Linked DNA regions of Homo sapiens: region 2 is linked to region 1. Evidence: read pairs that join two places in POLR2A ChIA-PET (ENCODE). Cell type or tissue: K562. All regions are shown on one strand. Links, peaks and the distances in the headings refer to the core of each region. The heading gives the core; the rest is flanking DNA. Region 1 has its middle 11 kb from the start of MRPL17. Region 2 overlaps ILK (integrin linked kinase).

Region 1 (2,911 bases), core at 247-2,746:
AAAGAGGGATAAGATTAACATTTCAGAAAGATCATTCTTGCATCAGACTGTAAGATAGGTGAGAGGGACAAGATTAGAAGCTGATAAAAAAATAAAAATAAAAAAAAAAAGATTAGAAGCTGGTAAACCAAATAGGAAGCTAGTTAAGGAGTCTAAGTGGAGTTGGAAACCCAGATTAGGCCAAAAACAGGGAAAACCTAGAGAAGCTGACAGAACAAACAGCCATAGAAAAGGTAGAATAGGCTAGACACATTGTATGTGATTACATGAGGTGGAGGAGAAATTAAGAGTCGAGGATAACACCAGGTTTCTGTTTGGGTAGTTGGGTAGAGAAATTCTATTCACATATTCACAGAGAATGAGGATAAGTAAGAGGGGAAGTAGATCAGGAGTTACAGTGATGAACTTGGTTGTAAATATACTCGTGTTAAGGAACTGTCTTGTTAACAATTGTTCTGGAGCTCAGAGGATAGAGGTAAGCTAGCAATTCAAACTTGAGAGTCATACGCACATACATGGGAAATGGAGCAATTGGTTTAGATGAGATTTCTCAGACAGGAAATATAGGGGGAGAAAAAAAAGAGTCCTAGCATAGAGCCAACATACAAAGGCCAGAGAGAGAGAGAGAGAGAGACAGAAAGACAGAGAAAGAGAGAGTAGCCCTCTTAGGGGATTGAAAAGGAGCACTACAACTAGAACACTGCTGTCTCAAAATCCAGAGGAACAGAGTGTTGAAAATGTCAATTTGAGTCTATCTCCCCCAGTAGATTGTGAGTTATTGGGGGGCATACAATAGTTAATTTTGTATTCTCAGAACCTAACGTTGGCCAGGCTCCAGAGTATTGGTTTAAAGACTATCTTTGGCCATTGGACTTGGAAATTAGGACATTCACTATTGACCTCTGATAGAGTTGTCTCTTCAGAGGGGCAAAAGCAGAAACCATAAATACAGCTCAAGAAGTTTGGTGACCATGAAAAGGGAAGACAAGGCAGAGACACATCAGCAACTTGAAAGGGAGTCACATTTAAAAAGTCCATTTTGGGGATTTTTTTTTTTTTGCAAGGTCATTCATTTGTACAGATAGACACTTAAAGGGTATGTGTAAATTGAGGGGAAAATCCAAAATCTTGGGTTGAGAGCAAGAAGAAAGGGAGCTTTCTTCTCATTCCTTATTGTTGCTTCCATAGCTCCTCCATTTTTGTGTAAAGTCCCTTATCTTTTGGGACTCAGGACATTGGTTTTACCACTTCCTGTTAATGGTCTCGGCCTTAGCTGCTAAGGGATAAGGATCCTAGGGCATCTTTTAGCCCAACCGGCAGGAAGTCAGTTGGCAAGGTTGCAGTTTAAGCATGTCTACTTTTCAGGAGAAAGCATGCACAGTATATACTCCACAGCTAGTAAAAAAAAAAAAAAAAAAAAAAAGAATCATTAAATTCGGTCAGAGACCTAACAGGATGGGTCTAGAGAAGATTGAGAGAACATGAATTCAAAACCTGACTGAGTAGTCAATACGGAGCTGGCAGAGATAGAAGCAAATACAGGAAGGTAAAGACCTCTCTAGAGAAGTTCTGCAAACACTCGAGAACAAGATTCCCTTCCCCGTCCCACCTTTTTAATGACAGGATGGTTCATTCATGCTGGGCTAATGGAGTTTGGGGTTGGGAGAAGACAGCTCCTAATCACTCACAGATTCAGTGAAGTCTTAGTCTCAGAGTCTTGCTCACCATCCCAAGACCTGCTATCATTCCATCCATGTGCTTGCCCCATCCATGTAGTTGCTCCATCCAAGTCTCTGGCCCCACTGTTCTACATTGTCCTCACCTCCAGTAACCCATCCAACCAGCCCACTCTGTTTACCAGGCCTCTGGCCCTTTCCTGATGAGATCTGCTTTACCCCTGAAATTTTGCCCTCCAGAATCTCACTCTGTAAACCCAGCTTCTTGTCTCTGGCTCCCTCATCCCCTTACACTCAGATGTTAAACCTCTAACCTCTTGAAACTCCAGTCCTTTGGACTCTCTCTTTTACCCTTTTGTCTACCAGGCCTTTCTTCTTTTTCAACTCAGCCTGGATGTCATGAGCCAACACCACCATTCTCATGCCATGCCCTGTTGAACCCGTTGTCTTTTTCTCCCACCTACATACTAATCACCAGATTCTCTACTCCTGTGCCTTCTTCACTGAACACTCCTAGAAACAAGAAGCATCAACAACCATTGGAATTGTCACCAACAGAGCTGGGTCCTGAACACAACTCAGCAAGCTTGGGTTGTCCAATTCCATCACCTCATTGACTCCTGCAAACTCTCTCCACTTTTTTTTTTTTTTTTTTTTTTTTTTTTTTTTGAGATGCAGTCTCACTCTGTCACCCAGGCTGGAGTGCAGTGGCATGATCTCAGCTCACTACAACCTCCATCTCCCAGGTTCAAGCGATTCTCCTACCTCAGCCTCCTGAGTAGCTGGAACTACAGGCATGCACCAGCACACCTGGCTAATTTGTGTGTGTTTGTGTGTGTGTGTGTGTGTGTGTGTTTAGTAGAGACAGGGTTTTGCCACGTTGGACAGGCTGGTCTCAAACTCCTGACCTCAGATGATCCACCTACCTCGGCCTCCCAAAGTGCTGAGATTACAGGCATGAGCCACCCCGCCGAGCCTTTCTCCACTTTTCTTAAACCCTCTACTTCACCTTCACCTCTGTCAGCACTTAACCTCACTGCCTATTCTGCAAAAAAGAAAAAGGAGTCTGTAGGCAAAGTTCTCTCAATTTCCTGTCCTCGTGATCCTTATCTGTACCCACAAACTAGGCAATTAGTTGAAAGAGTATTTACTGAAGACAATTCACCCAATGACCAAGCTACCCAAAGTCCAATTCGCCAAATTTTCCAAATTTACCAACTTAGAAAAATCTGCTT
Region 2 (2,857 bases), core at 1-2,500, 65 kb after region 1:
CTACCCATCTCAGGAATTAAGGGCTGAGTACTCACCTCTGCCACTTGATCTTGGCCCCAAAAACAGGCATAGTGCAGGGGCACATTCCCGTGTTCATTCACTGCATTGATGTCTGCCTTGTACTGCAATAGCTGGACCCCATGGCCAGACAAAAAGAAGAGGCAGAAAGTACAGTCAGTTCCAAATGAGATACTGGTGTCAGGGCATGGGAAAAGGGGGAAGAGCACACATGCTTTCTACTGTATGTTACAGTGCCTGTGACTGACCCTCATGGCATGTATGTGATGTGGATGACGAAGGAGTTTGTACGTACCTTCTGTACAATATCACGGTGTCCATGACTGGCTGCCAGATGCAGGGGGGTGTCATCCCCACGGTTCATTACATTGATCCGTGCCCCCCGCATGATCAACATCTCAACCACAGCAGAGCGGCCCTCTCGGCAGGCCCAGTGCAAGGGGGAGAAGCCATGATCGTCCCTTTGAGGAAGGGGCAATGGTCATTGAGCTGGAGGTGGGATGGGGCAAAGGTTTTGATTCCTGAAAAACTGATAATTACATACTCTCTGGGAAGGCTTACCTCTCTAGGACTTTGATTCTCATTCATGCCAGCAACTCCCAAAGCTGTCCATTTCAGACCTTCCCCTGAGCTTCAAACCAAACCAACCACCTAGATATCTCAACAACCTCTATAAAAAAATGTGTTATCTTCACCATATCCCACATCTCATTTCCTTAGGTGGTAGTGCTCTTCCCCTGGTTTCTCTTGCACCCCTTCTGCAACATCTATTGGTCCTTTCTGTTTTCCACCACATCTTATATGTCCCCCTACTTCAGCACTTGTTGCACTGGATTGTAAAAATCTGTTAATGGACTGTCTTGTCTGTTAGACCTTTAAGTTTCTTGAGGGAATGGATTGACAGCAGCTGTTCAGTGCATGTTAGTGGGGGAGAAGGGTGTCTTGGAGAAGGCAGGCCACAACTTATAGAAGAGGGAACAAACTTACTATTTGGCTCTGGTACTGAAACTAACATCTAAAAATGGAATGGAATTTAAATGATGTTTTGGAAGGGTTTATGTTGAAAAGGAGAAATGCTTTTGACTACTGATGAGGTAGATAACAAACCACCATGCAAAGCAGGATTCCCCTACTTAGCAATCCTGTGCATAGAAAACAGAAGAAAATGAGAATGGCTGTTTTGGGATTAAAACTATACCTGATTTTTTTCTTTTCCAAGAAATATGTATTTTATAAAGTAAAGTATACAAACAAAACAAAACAATTGGTTTGGAGCTGGGCCTGCCTGACAGCCTGGGGCCATAAAAGGAAATTCCCTCCAGTTCGGGGCTGCAGATTCAAGGGGCGGAGCAGGGGGCGGTCCGTGGTCTGGGCCAGCAGCCTCCGGATGCCTTAGTGTTGTGGTCACTTCCTGTGTGCGACTCTAGGCAAGGCCTGGAGCTGATCAGGGGTCTGGCCATCCAGATGCCCGTACAGCTGAAGGGGTTGGGGGGTGTGGCCTTTAAGTTAATCATTTTCCTCCACAACTTGCTCGCATCTGCTAACACAGAAATAGCCAAAAGCTTTTCCTTGAGATGGGATTATCCCCAGGAAGCATTACGCCCCCTGTTTATCAGTTGGTCTTGCCTCCTAGACCTTTAATTTGTGCCCTGACTTATCAGCTTCCAGTACTGCCTGTGGCGCCAGGGCAGGCCAAACTCGGGGGGCAAAAGTATGGGCACAAGGGTTCTGTTCACTATCAGGCTGCCTGCCACCTCAGGGCCTGGACTTCTATCTCAAGAAGACCTGCAAGGAATTAACCCCCTCTTCATATCCAGCATATAGCCAACTTTGGCCCCCATACTTTACTCCTCAAACCAGCACCACAACCTTCCAGTTTCATTAATTCCACCCCTTTTCCTTCTGGCAGCATCTTCCTAGAGTCTTCCTAGACTCAGCTAGAGTCTTCCTAGATGCTAGGCCCACTGGGCAACTGCCTAAGCCTCTATTTCCTCACCAACAAAACAGTAACAGTGCTTACTGTCTTTATCAGGGTACCCTTTGAGAATTATATGAAAAATGGAACAAATGACTTTGCAAAGTATTAAAGAGAAATAGTGTAGAACCTAATGGGAACCAGTGAAGTCTAGACTAAGATGACAGGTGATCCTGACCTGTCAAACCTAAAAACTAAACTCCACCAATTTTAAAAAATAAAGAATTTGATTTTGCCACTCTGAGTCACCATCACTACTGCTCTTCTTGCCTTCCTATCTCAGCCAACCTTGTAGAACTGGTGTACATTCACTTTCACTATTTGCTCACCTCTCAACTTTTGTTTTCTTTTTCTTTTTTAAGACAGAGTCTTGCTCTGTGGCCCAGGCTGGAGGGCAGTGGCATGATCTTGGCTCACTGCAGCCTCTGCTTCCCGGGTTCAAGCAGTTCTCCTGCCTCAGCCTCCGAGTAGCTGGGATTACAGGCGCACGCCACCACGCCTGGCTAATTTTTGTATTTTTAGTAGAGACAGGGTTTCACCATGTTGGTCAGGCTGGTCTCGAACTCCTGACCTCGTGATCCACCAGCCTCGGCCTCCCAAAGTGCTGGGATTACAGGCGTGAGCCACCGCGCCCGGCCTACTTTTCAATCTGCCACAAATCTGCTGTATCGAGAGCAGAGATTATGTCAGATTCTGGACTCTAGCACCCAGCACAGAAGGTGTTCATCATAGTGCCTTAAATTAAGGAACCCAATGTAGTCTGATTTCTTCACCCATTATTCTGAAACAACACTCACAGATGGTCAAATACATCCTAACTGCACACTGAGGGGAGCAACAGACACTGGGGCCTACCAGAGTGGG

What was found. ChIA-PET counts read pairs that join two places held together with the same protein. Peaks named below come from ENCODE experiments on the same cell type or tissue, not always from the same donor. Only the 100,000 strongest peaks of a DNase experiment are listed, where the experiment ranks them.
Region 2: POLR2A ChIA-PET joins it to region 1 with 5 read pairs; 32 of 35 experiments call an interaction of 5 or more read pairs at or near these places.

Annotation. Positions count from the first base shown.
Region 1 is chr11:6,670,456-6,673,366 of GRCh38, reverse strand. No RefSeq gene overlaps it. Among named protein-coding and RNA genes, the nearest start is that of MRPL17, 11 kb to the left of the region's middle. In K562, for the core only: no CTCF peak of the experiment used is centred there; a DNase peak (open chromatin) is centred at 1,256.
Region 2 is chr11:6,605,668-6,608,524 of GRCh38, reverse strand. ILK (integrin linked kinase) reads right to left here. Exons shown (of 13, transcript NM_004517.4): 3 at 314-479; 4 at 36-131. TAF10 (TATA-box binding protein associated factor 10) reads left to right here. Exons shown (of 5, transcript NM_006284.4): 5 at 1-2,231. Among named protein-coding and RNA genes, the nearest start is that of ILK, 3.3 kb to the right of the region's middle. RefSeq lists enhancers at 1,272-1,566, 2,218-2,417. In K562, for the core only: no CTCF peak of the experiment used is centred there; a DNase peak (open chromatin) is centred at 1,404.